Regions from separate parts of the Homo sapiens genome. Here regions 1, 2 and 4 are each linked to region 3. The links are chromatin contacts, found by Hi-C or POLR2A ChIA-PET in ENCODE. All regions are on one chromosome and are shown on one strand. The core of a region is the stretch at or near the end of the contact, and the rest is flanking DNA. Distances in the headings are between cores, read along the strand shown.

Region 1 (4,136 bases), core at 995-3,494, 1.2 Mb before region 3:
AGCAAGGGAAGGAGGAAACGCAGCTGGTCCCGCCATGAGGAGCAGTGGCACAGGAGGGAAGTGGTCTTCGCTTGCCCAAAAGGGAGGCACTTGAGCACCTCTGGGAGACGGACTTGGCGCAGGCAGGGGCCCAGAGGAAGCCTCATGTGGGCACTACACTTAAGACACCGACTAACCGAGGAGAGGCGTCCCCAACAACCACCCCTCCCCAGCACATGCCAGGCAGGCTGGGGCCAGGAACTGGACTCCCCACAGGGCCCCGTGGCCAGTCTCTGACCATGGCTTGACATTCCCGTTCTAGAAAGAATAGTAGTACTAAGAAGCAGGTGCATAACCTATAACTACATTAACACCCAGGGTGCTTTTACCTGTGGCTTTAGATTGGGTCTCTAGAAGCGGGGCCTGAGCCGGGGATTCTCGTGCCAGTGACACAGAGAGGGATGCTCCCAGCAAGAACCTTCAGGGAGGCGAGGGAAGCCCATGAACTGCAGAGGCCCAGGAAAGAGGTGGGCTCAGCTGAAGTCGCTTCTCAGCCTGGTGCTTTGGGAGCTGCGAAGTGTGACTAGCACGTGGGACTTGATCCCGCCCAAGAGGAGGGACAGCTCCTGTCCCTGCACCTGTTGGTCATTGGCTGGGGGTGACCCCAAAGGGAAAGGGTAACCTCCTTCCTATCCTAGATCTCCCAGCCCAGAGTAGTTCCGGAAGGGGCAGCCATGAACTGTCAGAGCCAACACTCACAGCAGTGGAGAGTGGGCACTGCTGTGGGTTTGGGACTCCAGGTGGGACACCAGCAGCCTGGCTTTCCTCTTAGGATCCTTGCAGTGGCCCTGTGAAGCAGCCTGGCCAGAGACAGCAGTTCTGCTTCCCAGGGGAGGAAACGGGAAGTGAGGCCACTTGGCCAGTGGAGGATCTCAGTGCCTCCAGCTGCAGAGTCTAGTTTCCCACTCTCCTCTCCGGAACCCTCCAGGTTCAGTGGAGAGCCAGGGCCCAGGGGGTGAGAATACCGCAGCCTCCTTCGGAGGAGGCAACCGGGACAAAGGGGAGTGGTCACTATCTGCTCCCAGACATATCACCTGACCAGCCAGCTTTGTCTTTGTCACCGGATGCCCACTCCTGCATGTGGGGCCGTAGCTCATGAGTTCTAGGGACAGCAGTCCCTAGACAAATGCTGGGGCTGTTTCCCCCTCCACTCCCCAGGCCTTGCCCTTCGGAGCCCAGAGTGGGTTCTGGGTCACTACTGATAAAACATGTGGTTTAGTTCAGCTCAGGAGATGTTTCTAGCGTCTCTATTACGTGTTCACCCTGCTGGCCCAGGAACAGCAGCACCTGGGAGAGGGAATGAGCTTGTTGGGCTGAGGCTGGACGGAGTGAGTAGCAGTCTGCCTGGCAGCAGTACAGAGCTGATATGTTGAGTTGATGAGTTTCCTGAGGCAGGTCTGTATTTCAGCTTGTACCTAGAAGGCAAGGACCAGGCCACCTTTGTCTGTATCCCCGTGGACTCAGGAGAAAGTATGGGAATAAATATCTGCACAGAACAGCCCTGCAGAAGAGGGGTCATTGCTCCAAGCTGGGAAGCCCTAGGGAGGCCGGCTGGGGCAGGCTGAGCAGGAAACCCCAGCTGGGGCCAGCGGGAATGGCCAGGGCCTCTTTGGTGGCTAGAGCTGAGGTCTAGGGGGTCTGATGGAAAAGGCAGGGCCTCCATCCCAAAGTTGCCTCTCTAGCAGGCTGCTGTGGTCTGCCTTTTGCAGACTCTAGGAGTAGGTCTTGATCCATGTCCCTGGCCACTAGCCTGAGGCCATAGGGACAGTTCCCACTGAGCTTTTTACCTGGGCAGGCCTGTTCCAGAGTAGGTGGCCCAGCCCAGGGCTGGGGCTGGATGTCAAGAGAGCAGAAGTCGACGGGCTGGGGGACAGTTGGTCCTGGAGCAGCACTTTCACCTTGGAATAATGTGTTCATGCAGCACTTTGAACTTAGCCATTTTGCGGCTTTTTGCAGACATTTTTGAGGGCACACAGGCCTCCAGGCTTCCAACTTGCCTGTGCAGTGTTCTTCCATGGGGTAGCTAGAGCTGCTAGGAGACTCTGGGGCGGGACCTTGCCCCGGGGCATGGAGGGCACAGGGCAGCTGCAGGGCCTGGGTGTGGCACACCCTGGGTGTCTGCATGGGGGTTGCTCACGAGGGATGGGGCTCTGGGCAGAACACACACCGCCCCATTGTGGCAGTCACATTCCTTCCTGACAGGTGGGGCTCGCCACCAGCTGGGGCAAACAGTGGGTGGTTCTTGGCTTTCTTTTACTGTGGCTGAAATGGCTGTTTTGAGTCAACGGAATTCTCAAGGTTTCGCTGGCTTTGTGGCCAGGAAGCAGGTATATTTGAAGAATACTGGAGACTCAGTGGCATTCTGGGGTTTGCTTGTGACGAGATTCACCAGCCCTTCCTTGTAGACTCCCCCTGCTTCACAGCAGAAAGGGCCCAATTAGTCCAGATAGCCCTGAACACCCTGACTCGGCAGGCAGGCTGGCTGCAGCCCAGAGGTGGAAGAGTTGCCTGGCGCCGTGATGCCCATGTGGATGGAGTCTGCCTCTGTATTGCCTGTCTGACCTCAGCCCCTTCCAGGGCGCAGTGAGGCAAAAGCCACACGTCTGTGAAAGGTCTAGCTAATGGGTCTCCAGTGCCCGTGCCTGGCTATGGCTAATGCATAAAGTGTCTTACTTTGTTTGGGCTGCTGTGACAAAGATGCCTTAGACTGGGGAACGTATAAACCGCAGAAATGTATTTCTTAGTTAGAAGCTGGGAAGTCCAAGATCCAGGTGCCAACAGGATCGGGGTCTTGTGAGGGCCTGCTCTTCATAGTTGGCACTTTCTCACATCCTTGTCTGGCTGGAGAGGCACCTGCGCTCCCTCCAGTCTCTGTTATGGGCCCTCATCCCATCTGTGAAGGCCCCTACATGACCTCATCACCTCCCAGAGGCCCCACCTTTTGCACTGAGGAATGGTGGGGGGGGGGGGGGCACAAATTTCGACCGTAGCACCACGGTTAGTGCCGAGACCCACACAATCATGGTGGCCATAAGTTAGGCACCCCCGCTACCTGCGCCTTATGCCAGAGGAGGTCAGTGGGAAGCTCCGAGCAGGACCGAGAGGGTGAGCACAGACAAGCGCTGTGCGGCGTCTGTCCGATTGCGCAGGCTGCGCTCCTGCTGCGTTCACGTGCGAGGCCACAGAAAACACTCGCAGCAGGCCACGCCCCAGGCCCCTCACATGACAGCTCGCAGAAAACGCTGGCACGCGTTCGGGCGTCAGGCACACGCATCTCAACAGATGTGGCTGACACCCAAGGCAGTCGGCCTCAGTGCCCTGTCACCCACCTAGAACCTGTTCACAGCATGTCATCCGGGCTGCTCTGGCCTTGACTGGACATGATTATTTATCCTTACACACCGTGGCTGCTCTACAGGCCAAGAAACAGGCTGCTCAGCCAGGGTCAGGAGAAGGTGGGTCAGGCTCCCCGGGGACCTCAGGCCCTGACGCATCCTGGCCTCACCCTAGGCCTCCTCTGTCGGGGCAGCCTGGCTCAGCAGAGCCCGGGACACACGGCTGAGGCCACCCAGGCTGGGCCATCTTGCCCCTGTTTTGTGCCCCCTACTCAGTTCTCCTTCTGTCCTGGCTCAGGTCTAGGCCAGTCAAGAGGGTGGCTGAGAAGCAGGAGGAGCCTCAGAGACCCTCCCCTCGAAAGCACTGGGGCTTCCACCTCACAAGCGGCAGGTTCGCTTTGGGAGCTGCTGGTCCATCGCCCAGGCCTGGCCAGGGGCAGGCGAGGATCCTGGTTGCCGATCCATCGTCCAGGCCTGGCCAGGAGCCGGTGAGGAACCTGGGGCTGTTGTGCAGGGGTCGCCGTCTCCAGCTCTCTGCCGTGGTGAGGGGATTGTGCTGTGTGCACACCACCGGGCTGCATCGAATCCCACCATGGCCCAGAGGGTGGACCTGTGGCTCCTTGGGGGGCCAGCATCTCCAGTCTAATGGGTGCCCCTGCCACTCTCCTGAGTTCCCGTGCAGAGCTCCCCCCAACACCTCAGCCTTCACCTTTCTCAGTTAATCAAAAGATTCCAAAAAAAGCAAACCCATCAGAACGGCTT
Region 2 (3,932 bases), core at 274-2,773, 1.6 Mb before region 3:
AATAACCTGACTCTACCCATCAAAAGCTCATGTTCTAATCCCATCTCTTAATACCAGGTAACCAATATAGCTATCTAATTTCAAATAACACACAAGCATGAAAAGGGAAAATTTTTCAAAGGAGATTTTTTTAAAGGATATTCTAAAATAAAACCAAAGAGAAAAATAAAAGAGTACAACAGATTTTTAAAAAATAATCTGAGGTCCACAAAGAAATCCGTTACTATCAACTGCTGTCTTCCTCTCAGATAGCAGACGCATTTCCTAACAAGTAATCCTCTGTATGCTCACTTCCAGCATATATAAGACAGTCAAGTAATTTAAGATGCACATACAGTAGCTATGTTATGTGCTTTCTAACAGAAACATTTTTCACCTACATACACAAATGTAACTATAATAAAATAAAAAAGTCTTTTTACGTTAGATTTTGGAGTTACCTGCTGGCAATGTAAATGTTACAAGGTCAGTCAGAAAATAGCAAGCAAAATCCCCCTTTCTCTGATGAAGAGAGGCAGCTATCTCTCTCCGGATTTGTTCTGTCAGTTCAGGACACACCATTGCTGGAATACACTTTGCTGCTTGTTGAGACACCTTAAATACAAAAGAAACCTTCCTCTCATCTCATGTATCATAAGTGGAAGCAGAAAACAACAGTATTTAAAAGAAATCAGCAAAATTTCCCAATAACTCAAGGTTTTCTTTAATCTTAAAATACACTGGTATTATTTCCTTACCAATGAAAGTATATACCAGAATAAGTTTTCAGTAACAGTCACAAAAATGTTTTATCCTCTGATTCAGTAATTCTCTTTAAGAATTTATCACAAGGAAATACTCAAAGATGCACATAAAAATGTATGGAAAAGGGTGTTGTTCATAGACACATCACAGGAAGAGGAGAGAGGACAGAAAACCTCAGTAGACTAACCATCGTGCACACAATAAAAACATTCTTTAGAAGCAGAGAATCACAGCTGATAAAGGGAAACTGCAAATACTCTTCTCCCACACCACAAGTTTCAAGTACCCTAACTTGGACTTAAAAAAAGCACGGTATTTAAAGGGTTAGTTCCCACTGACCTCAAGCCCTTTCTTCCTCTCCATTTGTTACCACTCTTGAGTTTTTAAAAAAGCATTTGGCATCTGCAAGTTTAAACACAGACTGCCAACCTCTGAAGCTCAGCCTGACAGGAGTGAGATGGGAGCACTACTGCACAGGCCTCTAAGCAAGAAAACAACAAACCAAAGAAGGCTAGAACTTTCTTTTGTTATTTTTTTATTCTTTTTAAAATGCTAAATAGCAACAAATGTTGCAAAGATTTAATTTAACCTCACATTTCAGTCATATCTAGTTTGTGGAGCTAAATAAAAATACATACACAGAATTCTAAAATCACAGTTGAGCATCTGCGAGTAACAAACAGAATTCAAGGCCAGGCACAATGGCTCACGCCTGTGATCCCACCAACTCTGGGAGGCCGAGGCGGGTGGATTGCTTCGGCTCAGCAGTTTGAGACCAGCCTGGCCAACATGATGAAACCCTGTCTCTACTAAAAATACTACTACAAAAATTAGCTGTAGTCTCAGCTATTTGGAAGGCTGAGGCATGAGAATCACTTGAACCCGGGAGGAGGAAGTTGAAATGAGCTGAGAACGCGCCACTGCACTCCAGCCAGGGTGACAGAGAGAGACTCTGCCAAAAAAAAAAAAAAAAAAAAAAAACCCCAAAGAGAATACCGTGGGAACCCACAGTGAGCCTGTTCCCTGATGTCACCAACCTGGACGATTATCCCAAAGGTAGCCTTCCAGCCACAGTGGGGTGTGAAGCAACAGGTCTTCCAGCCCCTTCTTCTTCTTCTCAAAGAGTAAGGTTTAATGATAATGTTATCTACATCATATATGCAGACAACTAACTGCTATTGCTATTAAAGAAATAATATTTCAAAAACCCTGCATACCCAGCACAGTTACCTGACTCCCTATTCTGAAACTGCAGCTTGGTGCAGTGGCTCACACCTGTAATCCCAGCACTGTGTGAGGCCAAGGCAGGAGGATCATTTGAGCTCAGGAATTCAAGACCAGCCTGGGCAACATAATGAAACTCTGCCTCTACAAAAAACCCCAAAATATTAGCTAGGCATTAGTGGCATGCACCAGTAGTCCCAGCTACTGGGGAGGCTGAAAGGTGAGAGGATCACTTGAGCCAGGGAGGTCAAGGCTGCAGTGAGCCATGATCACTCCCCTGGGCAACAGAGAGAAAGTCTGTCTCAAAAGAAAAGAAAAAAATAAAAAATTTAAAAACTCCTACGTGGAAATTCAGTTCAACTAGACTTTATTGGCCAAGATTACCATTAACCATGAAAATTCTCACTATATCTTAACTCCATGAGCCCAACCATTAGTCAACACTCAAACATGGAAAACCAAATATTAAATATTTTCAGAATATAATTGACTATTTCTCAAGTAACATAGTTAAAATGGCTCCCCCAAAGTAAATTCAAAAATAGCTTATTCCCATCAGCTAGCTCTCAGGCCCTTTCCAAAAACCTGGAAAGACCTTTCCAAAAACCACCTGGACTGGACCCTGACTACCACAAACATTCTAAAAGAAACTTAGCCCCCAAACAACCCCTTCCACCACCATCCTTAAGCAGGATGTGCCCCTGAAGCCTGCCACTCACCTTCTCACCTCCTTCAACCTTATGGTTCTCAACCATCTCCGTAGGCTGGGAGTTCTTAACTTAGGGTCCATGATCTTGGGAATGGTCCATGTACTTTAATGGGAATTTGGTTTTAATTCAAGTTAAATCAATTATCCCCAACTTTTTACCTATATTAAAATGTATTTTCTTATATATCACAAATTTAGTTTAGTATTTTGGTAGCTATTACTTCAATACAACTGATTTCCTTTGTAATCTCATTTACTTCTTATTTTTTGTATTTAAAAACAGTATTCTGGGAAGGAGTCCATAAGTTTCATGAAACTACCAACATGGTCCATGACACAGAAACCGATGAAAATTCCTGCCCCACATACATATCCCCAACTCTAATGTTCTCCTGTTCTCATTCCAAAAGAACTTGGCTGAGCATTCTCTGCAACACACCCCCTTAGTCTAGACTTAGTCCAGACTCCCCCACTTCCAGTCTCCCTACTGGCCCCTTTAATTCTGTCCTTTGGAGTATTTACTCCATGGAGACTGAATCCATGACCAATTTTGCTCTTTGCCTGGAACAAATCCCCTCCACCTCTCCCACGCTGTTCCAGGGTTGTTCTACACGTCCCACGGAATACAGCAAAAGTAATGGTATGTTGCTTCCTAAATCAATTTATAAAAGACACTGCAGGTTTCAAAGACACTGGATCACTCTCTTGTACTCTGTGCCTCTCTTGGATCACTTGTTGGGGGTAAAACCAGCTGCTGTATCATGAGCATCCCTGTAGACAGGCCTGCATGGCACAGTATTGAAGCCTCCTGCCAAAAGCCACCTGAGTGGGCTTAGGAACAGATACTCTAGCCCCAGTTGAGTCTTTTGACAACTACAGCCCTGGACCACTTGACTGCAACCTCATGACATCATGAGCCAAAACTATTCAGCTAAGCAGCTCCTGGATTCTAACCCTCACAAACTCTGTGAGATAACATACATTTGTTGTCTTAGCTGCTAAGTTTCCAGACAATCTGTGATACTGCAATAAATATACTGATGTTCGATCATCATCCCACTGTTACTCCTCAGACTGTCTCAGGAGCTCAATGACTCACAATGGCCCCTCTAAAACCTTGTAATAATCTTCTACCTACCTTTAGGGGAGCCCCTTAAGACTTTCACCCTAGTTCACAACCACCTTCTTTATCCTGGCTCCTGTCACCACCAGCAACTACAACTCCACATTGACAGCCCTTCCAATATACAATAGA
Region 3 (3,531 bases), core at 389-2,888:
TCTTACCAAATATTTGTCAAATAAACAAATACATTATGTAATATTTTACCTTTCTTCTTATTAAGAGATATTTCAGAGCCACACTGGATGAGAAGAGGGGGTGGAGGTGGGCATCATTCTCTGCTCCCCTCATCTCTAAACCCATGGAAAGGCCTGGGGTAGTAATTGCAGAGGGGGAAATAATTTTTAAATGTCTCTCTTTTTGTGCTTTTATTGTCAAATGATAGCATTGTTCACAGTTTTTGAAATACTGAAAGCAAGTCTGCACAACTCTTTCTGCAGAAACAATGGGAGCGTGTGTGTGAGTGTGTATAAGCGTGTGTGATCTCTGTTCCTCTGCCATAATGTGTGTGTGTGTGTATGAGTGTGTGTGATTTTTGTTCCTCTACAATAATGGGTGTCTGTATGTGTGAGTGTGTATGAGTGTGTGTGATCTCTGTTCCTCGCAATAATGAGGGTTTGTATGTATGAGTGTGTGTGATCGCTTTTCCTCTACAATAATGGGTGTGTGTGTGTGAGTGTGATCTCTGTCTGTTCCTCTACAATAATGGGGGTGTGTATGTAAGTGTGTCTGAGTGTGTGTGATCTCTGTTCCTCTGCAATAATGGCGGTGTATGTGTGAGTGTATGTGTGTGATTTCTGTTCCTCTGCAATAATGGGGGTGTGTGTGTGAGGGTGTGTGATCTCTGTTCCTCTATAATAATGGGGGTGTGTGTGAGTGTATATGAGTGTGTGTGATCTCTGCTCTTCTACAATAACGTGTGTGTGAGAGAGAGAGATCTCTGTTCCTCTACAATAATGGGGGTGTGTATGTGAGTGTGTATGAGTGTGTGTGATCGCTGTTCCTCTACAATAACTGGGGTGTGTGTGAGTGTGTATGAGTGTGTGTGACTCTGTTCCTCTACAGTAATGGGTGTGTGTCAGTGTGTATGAGTGTGTGTGATCTCTGTCTGTTCCTCTACAATTAAGTGACCAGAAGCAGGTGGCTTCAAAGGTGAATTAATTCTCTGCTGGAAAAATTGGGCTAGAAAAATCTAGTCATTAGGAAACCAGAAAAGCAAGAAATGTAACTTCTGCTCAATGAAAGTGAACTGAATTTCTATTGAGGCCCCCTTTCTCTAAAACTCATTTTCAACTAACTCAGTGCTGTCAGCCAGCCCTGGGGCTGTACTTGGGGCTTACGTGTGGCTAAGATGTCAGGCAGCGGGGTCTGGTCCTTGTTGTCATCTCACTGCATGGCCACAAACATGTTCTCATTCCCTGCTGGTCTCAGTTCCTGAGCCAGTCCTGATGATCCATGGAGACTCCTACCTCGCTCCTGCCTCCCAGCTTAACCAAATGGTCTCTCTCCCTCTCCACCCCACCACCACTCCTACTGTCTCCAACCCCTCTTCGACACCCAGGAGCCATCTGGCTGCTTCTGTACCTCTCTGGGGACTCTCAACTTCCCTGCACTGAGACACCCACACCTGGCTCTTTCTGCCCTATAGCTCTTGCACCGTAATGAGTCAAGGGCAGTACTGAGATTTCACAAGTTCCCAGGCCTTCCCCAGGGGAATTGGAGGTGCGTGTCTCCTCTGCTCTCAGTCCCCAGATCCAGAGAGGGGTCTGCTTCTCCTTCCCTTCCCACAAGCACCAAGGCTCTCTCTTCTTCTCTCACTTCTTCTTTCAATCCCCTCCAAAAGTTATCTAGCCACAGGGCAATAAGAACTGGCTTTGACTGATTTGCATTCTTTCAAATATTTTCCTGTGCTAAGACCTAAGCTGCTGGAAGTCAAAAGCAGATTATTTGTATTTTTGCTCTTCTGCTGCCTATACTAGAAGATGGAAGAAGGAGAGGAGGAAATGCCAGAGAAAGAAGCATGGATAACATCGCAGAATACCACACCCTACCCAGGTGGGAAGACAAGTCCAGGCTCCTCAGGTTTAAGTGGATATCCAGTCCCGTGGTGCTGCCAGACAACTGTCTTGGGTACATCTGGCCACCACGTGCTGGCTAAGATATGGGGGGACCCCTGGGGAGCACTCATACCTGGCTTGCATCTCAGCTGTTCCTTCCTCCCTGCGTGACAGATCAAGCACCTCCCCCCGAACCTTGGCTCCTTACGAGGACTGCTGGGGCCACAGCGATAGCATGAGAAGCAATCAGGGCTTGGGACCCAAAAAGAACCACGGAGACTCCCCAATGGTCCCACATTTATTCTCTTCCACGTGGTCTGGATAGAAAACTAGAGAGAGTGTGGACAGCACTTGCCTCCGCTGAAAAAGTAACTCTCACCCTCTTCCCCCAACTCAGACTGTTCCAGAACAACCAGAGGCGTAGAGCCACACACTCCTCTCAGCCAGCCTGTGAGTGAGGCTGAGTTGCACTAAAGAGATTGTGCAGGCGCCGCCAGCTTCCCAAAGGCAGACTCTTCCCACAGCTGCAAACACTCCTCTAAGAACTCACCCACCCTCGCAGCTTGACCAACGTTCTCTGCAACTTCCTAGAAGATGAAAACATACCCTCCAGCCCTAGCTGTTCTCAGGTTTACTTTCTGACACCCCCTTCCCAGAGAGCTCCCATTCTCCCAGGGGCCTCCCTTTCCAGGGGTCAGCACTTAACCGTTGTCTCCTCCCAACAAAGCCTAAGAGAGGGCTCCCTGACCCGCTGGCCCAAAGGCCTGGGTCCCGGGCCGCTCAGTCCTTCCATTTTGTCTTCCACAGCTGAGCCCACTGTTCCCTAGTGGATCCGCCTTCCAATGCCACCACCTTCCCTTCTACGAAGTCCCAGCCAGGGGATGAACTACAGAGGCAGCCCCTTCCCCATCACCATTACTGTCACTGACTGGCTGTGGGCCTTCATGCTCTTCCGGGTTCTGGTTGGACGGTAGCCAGGGAAAATGCAGGGGGTGGGGTGCCGTGACAGGGAAGTCACCTGCAGCCCAGATCTGCTGCGTCCCAGGGTGTGCACTAGAAAGTGAATTGTTTCTTGTTCTTTTTTTTCTTTGTTATATGCTCTAGGGAATAAAAGGAATTTTCTTCCTTACACCCACCTCACCCCCAGCGGGACCAGACTCTTCCTGTCTGAGATTTCCTCACTCCCTGTGGGGTTCAGGGGGTACAGACACAGGTTTTGGGGGTTTTAATCTCTGGAAAGAAGAGAACTTGTCAGGACCTCCAAGAGACCTCCCTAAACAGAACCTGTTTTTGAATAACCTGAGGGTATTTCTCTAGGTCATCCCTGAGGGCAGGGGAGGGTCAGGCTCTCGGTTTCAAAGATAGGCTGGGGATGGGGGGCCTACCTGGACTGGAACAGGATGCACTTTTGAGGGTCCTGTGAGTGGTGGGCACTGGGACCTCACCTACCTGGGAGGACCCCTGTGGAGACAGTGCCAGGAGCCCCTTGTGGCCTTGCTCGGGATCACAACCTCTGAGAAACCTTCCAGTGGGCTGGGAGAACCTGGGCCAGGAGTTACCGGTGGTGAGTGAATGGCCCTGGCCTGATCTGCCTGAGGCCTCACCTCCCAAGGCCTCACCTGCCCATTCTTG
Region 4 (4,006 bases), core at 529-3,028, 1.7 Mb before region 3:
TGGTGCACTGTGCTCCCTGGCTTCTGTGCAGGTGTCACCCTCCTCCACCAGGCAGACTTTGAGTCGTGCAAACAGAAAAGATGCTGCCCACACTTCAGGGCCATGCTTCCAGTCCCCGTGAGCTACCCCCAGCAGGCTCCTGTACGAAACATGACAGCACTTTCTAGGGTGCTTGGCCGTGCCTGCTTCCCCCGTTACATCTGCGCACCCTGCTTGCCTTCCGTTCCTGCCCTGCACTCACCTAGCATGGTGCATGCACCTGACTGCTTAGAAGGCACGGGACGTTCTGACTTGATGTTTTCCCGATTTCTCGCTGGTCCTGATGTTGGTAGCTCCATGTGACACAAAGCATTGAGTCTCTGGCTCTGCTGGGGTTAGGATTTGGGATGTGGCTTGGTAGAGGGGTGGCTGCCTGTGCCTAGCCATCGCCATGTTAACAGAAGCTGTGATGTAGGGGCTCATAGCTCACATCCCTCAGCCAAGAGCCACTGGTCACTCAGACGTTGTCCTGGGTGTTAGGACATCAGCCTGAGCATTAGAGGGAGTTCACCATCAAGAAGATGACGGCTTTTTTTTTTTGGCTAGAGTGCCATGGCACAATCAGGGCTCACTGTAACCTCTGCCTTCTGGGCTCAAGCGATCCTCCCACCTCAGCCACCTGGGTAGCTGGGATTACAGGCGCATGCCACCAAGCCAGGCTAATTTTTGTATTTTTCTTAGGACAGGGTTTCGCCATGTTGCCCAGGCTGGTCTCAAGCTATCCTAGGCTCAAGCTATCCGCCCACCTCAGCCTCCCAAAGTGTTGGGATTATAGGTGAGAGTCACCACACCCAGCCGATGATGGCATTTTTCTGATAGACTGGAAAGCCAGCTGAATGAAATAGCTAGAAGAGGACAGTGACCCTCAGCTTCTTCATATGGAGCACGAATGGATGTAAATTTAGTGGGATTTCTTTTCCACTGGGGCTGGCCACAAGAGCTGGCAGTGTGCTCCTACAGTGAGTCCCTCCTCTAACTTTACCTCCCACTTTCTCCCTCCGGCCCCCTTAGCTCTCAGCTCAGAGACCCACAAAAACAAATCCTGGGGAGCTGACTGCGCAGGATGTGGACTTGGTATTTCCCTGATACTGGCATTTGTTAGCCGGATCCTGCCTCTTCCCTTCGCCACCTCGCCTTCCCCAAAGCCCCTGCGGGCTTTGCTCTTCCTTCCCTTTATTTTGCTGAAGTTGACAGTCAGGTATGAGCTGCATTAAAATGTTGACTCATCCTTGGGTTGTTTTCAATTTTTTAAAAAGTGCACATTGAGAAAAGCACAGATTCATGTGTGCAGCACAGGAAATCATCACAAAGAGAACAAGGCTCTTGTTGGGGGCATTTGAGTTCAAGCAGAGTGCCCCAGTTGCAAGACTTCCATTTGGATCTGATGATGGCTGGACCTCCCTGGAAAGACTGGAACCTGAAGAGCCCAGTCAAAGAACAGTCTGTCAAGCAGCCCCTCCGCAACCACAGTTTTTGTGCAGAGTGGTTTGGGGAGCCCATGGAATGGGGACAGTACGATGTATTTTCTAGTGGCAAACATTTCATCATCAAGTGAGAGTTTCTTTGCTGGGCATTTCCTGTTCTGTGTGAAACAGTTGTGGTTACCTGTGGGTGTGTTTCAGATAATCATTAGAGCATATTCTCTGCTCGTTAAGCAGTAAAACCAGTGAGGTGGGGAAGCTTGTGAAACTGAAATCCCAAATATGCAAAACTTGGCAAGAAAGTAGAGAAGAGCCAGACCAGCTCTGAGCTAAGTCACCAAACCAGAAAGGTTTCATTCTTTGTCTTTTCTTCCTCTGTCTTTAACCACAAGCCTTGGGCTGAATCCCCACATCTCACTACACAGTCAGGGAAGCAGGGTCAAGGCTGACTGGGGACACTGGCGTGGCGGGAATGGGTGAAGTCTCCTGGGTGGATAGTCACCTCTCTGCCTTTTTTGAAACTAAACTTCTCTGATTTTTATTTCAAGTTGTCCTGAAGAACATGATTCTAAAACAGATTCAGAGCACGCACTCTGACTATAAATAGAACATAAGGCAAACTTGGACAATGGATTGTGGCACTTTTTTTTCATGTACCTGAAATTCTTAGAGTTGGGGCTCTCTTCCCTTGAGAAGTAGAACTGCTATTCTTCGGAGACCGATGGGTGACCTCAGCATTGTCCTCACCAAGAACGCTGTTTCCCCAGGGATTGCACCCCTCCCACCACAGTTATTTTTCTCTGAAGGCCTGAGTTTGGAAGAAGTACTTGCCTGTTCCCGTAATTATGGAAACCGGAAGGTAACTTACCTGTTTGTGCCTGGCCTAATTCAGATTAGAAAAAGATCAATCCATTGTTGTCTAATGGACAGGGGACAAATGATGAAGAAAACAGAAATAGCCCATAAAATGATAGGGATGTCCCGGCTCCCAGGCAAACTCTGGTGAAAACCGAGGAGACTATGGTGTTCCCTGAGGTATTCACCATCTAACTGTCTTCCACACCATATATATAAGCTGTTTATAAATTCTTTGTCCTGGCCAAAAATACAAAACCTACTGGCAGTGATTTATTTTTTTAATGCATTTTAAATAACTGGATTCCTATGTGGAATTGGAGTTGGATAATTAAATTACGATGGCCTCTAAAGTTGGGGTGCGGGGGGTTGAGGGCTTCAGCAGAGAGCACCCCTGGAAGGTGGCACTGCAGCCTGGGGGTGGGGGAAAACCGTGCCTGATGGAGTTGCTGCAGGGGTCCCTACACGGGGTGTCCACCCTTCTTGCCCAGACACCCTGTGGCTTTGAGAATCGCTGTGACATAGCCACGGGAGAGCTGTGTCTGCTTAATGCTTTTGTTTACTTTGGAAGTTTGTCCTACATGAATGAATTCGCAAAACTTACATTCCCCGTAAAGCTGTCACTGAGAGAAAACACAGCAATAACTCAGGTGATGTAGTTAAACCACCATTGAGTTTGCGCCATCCATGAGCTGATAAATCGTACAGCTTCATTTGGTAGGAATCAGCAATTTTATGTGGCAATTAATTTTTACTACTGTAGGGGAGCCAGAGGATGAGCATTTTACTTCGGTTTTGTGTGTGTTGAGAGAAACTTAACGGTTTTGCCACAGCAAGAAAGGATCGTGCATGAGGCCTTTCGCACGAGTCGACGTGTTTGGGTGTTATCCTGGGGTGTCCTTGCCAGCTTTTGTTGGTTCCTCACGTGGGCAGAAGAGTGAATGCTCAGTCCCCATCGGGGTGCCACAGGCCTCATGACGTGTGGGGTAAAACACGTATGTGGCTTGCGGAGAAATAAATTCTCCGTATTTCTTAAGTATGATGTTTTTCCCCACCAGACCGATTCGCCCATGCTGTTTCCACATCAGAGATGAAGATGTGCGCAGAGTAACACGTAATTAGCTTTCCAGATTGCTTCGTAGAAGGATAATGTGATAATTTTCCCATTGTTCGTTTTTGGTTCCACCAATGATGGCCATTTAGCACAGCACACAGTTGCGGCTGAGGTCCAGCTCGAGGCTGGCCGAGGCTGTGCACAGCTGCCCAGGGCCCTGCCTCGCTGCTGGGGAGCTGTCCTTTCTTTGGCTGAGCTCTCTTCCTGTGGAGGCCCAGCCTGCTCACTGGAACGCCAGAAAGATCATCTGAGCATAGTTGTCTGTTCAGCCAGCCTCTCTTGGGGCCATTAGGAAAACGGGTGCACAGCAGATGTTGTTCCTTGGGTGCCCTCAGTGGTTTATTTTTTATTTTATTTTATTTTTTTGAGATAGAGTCTCGCTTTGTTGCCCAGGCGCCCAGTGGCGCAATCTCAGCTCAGTGCAACCTCCATCTCCCAGGTTCAAGAGATTATCCTGCCTCAACCCTCCTGAGTAGCTGGGATTACAGGCGTGTGCCACCGCACCCGGCTAATTTTTTGTATTTTTAGTAGAGAGGAGGTTTCATCATGTTGACCAGGCTGGTCTTAAACTGACCTC

What was found. Hi-C counts contacts between places; a loop is a spot of excess contacts on that map. ChIA-PET counts read pairs that join two places held with the same protein, here RNA polymerase II (POLR2A). Pooled maps may share reads with other maps.
Region 1: a loop to region 3 is called in a map with no recorded cell type, with 5 times the contacts of the local background. The contact joins two enhancer-like sites. A Hi-C loop is called at or near these places in 2 of 37 single-sample maps with no recorded cell type and 4 of 50 pooled maps.
Region 2: a loop to region 3 is called in a pooled map, with 6 times the contacts of the local background. The contact joins two enhancer-like sites. A Hi-C loop is called at or near these places in 1 of 37 single-sample maps with no recorded cell type and 2 of 50 pooled maps. POLR2A ChIA-PET finds 5 or more read pairs at or near these places in 1 of 52 experiments (activated CD4-positive, alpha-beta T cell).
Region 4: a loop to region 3 is called in a pooled map, with 24 times the contacts of the local background. The contact joins two enhancer-like sites. A Hi-C loop is called at or near these places in 17 of 37 single-sample maps with no recorded cell type and 6 of 50 pooled maps.

The regions. Positions count from the first base shown.
Region 1 is chr10:124,625,264-124,629,399 of GRCh38, reverse strand. The region is part of intron 4 of FAM53B (family with sequence similarity 53 member B); the gene reads left to right. Among named protein-coding and RNA genes, the nearest start is that of FAM53B-AS1, 77 kb to the left of the region's middle. RefSeq lists enhancers at 1,465-2,420, 2,421-3,376, 3,377-4,136. Within about 2 kb of position 2,244, at least 22 of the 41 ENCODE cell types and tissues checked have a DNase peak (open chromatin) inside an H3K27ac peak, as active enhancers do.
Region 2 is chr10:124,968,627-124,972,558 of GRCh38, reverse strand. ZRANB1 (zinc finger RANBP2-type containing 1) reads right to left here. Exons shown (of 9, transcript NM_017580.3): 3 at 441-594. Among named protein-coding and RNA genes, the nearest start is that of ZRANB1, 28 kb to the right of the region's middle. RefSeq lists enhancers at 1,638-1,737, 1,828-2,007. Within about 2 kb of position 1,523, at least 7 of the 41 ENCODE cell types and tissues checked have a DNase peak (open chromatin) inside an H3K27ac peak, as active enhancers do.
Region 3 is chr10:123,390,383-123,393,913 of GRCh38, reverse strand. All of the region lies in intron 6 of LINC02641 (long intergenic non-protein coding RNA 2641), which reads right to left. Among named protein-coding and RNA genes, the nearest start is that of LINC02641, 44 kb to the right of the region's middle. RefSeq lists enhancers at 950-1,059, 1,160-1,419, 1,570-1,949. Within about 2 kb of position 1,638, at least 2 of the 41 ENCODE cell types and tissues checked have a DNase peak (open chromatin) inside an H3K27ac peak, as active enhancers do.
Region 4 is chr10:125,062,648-125,066,653 of GRCh38, reverse strand. All of the region lies in intron 2 of CTBP2 (C-terminal binding protein 2), which reads left to right. Among named protein-coding and RNA genes, the nearest start is that of MIR4296, 32 kb to the right of the region's middle. RefSeq lists an enhancer at 3,074-3,671. Within about 2 kb of position 1,778, at least 15 of the 41 ENCODE cell types and tissues checked have a DNase peak (open chromatin) inside an H3K27ac peak, as active enhancers do.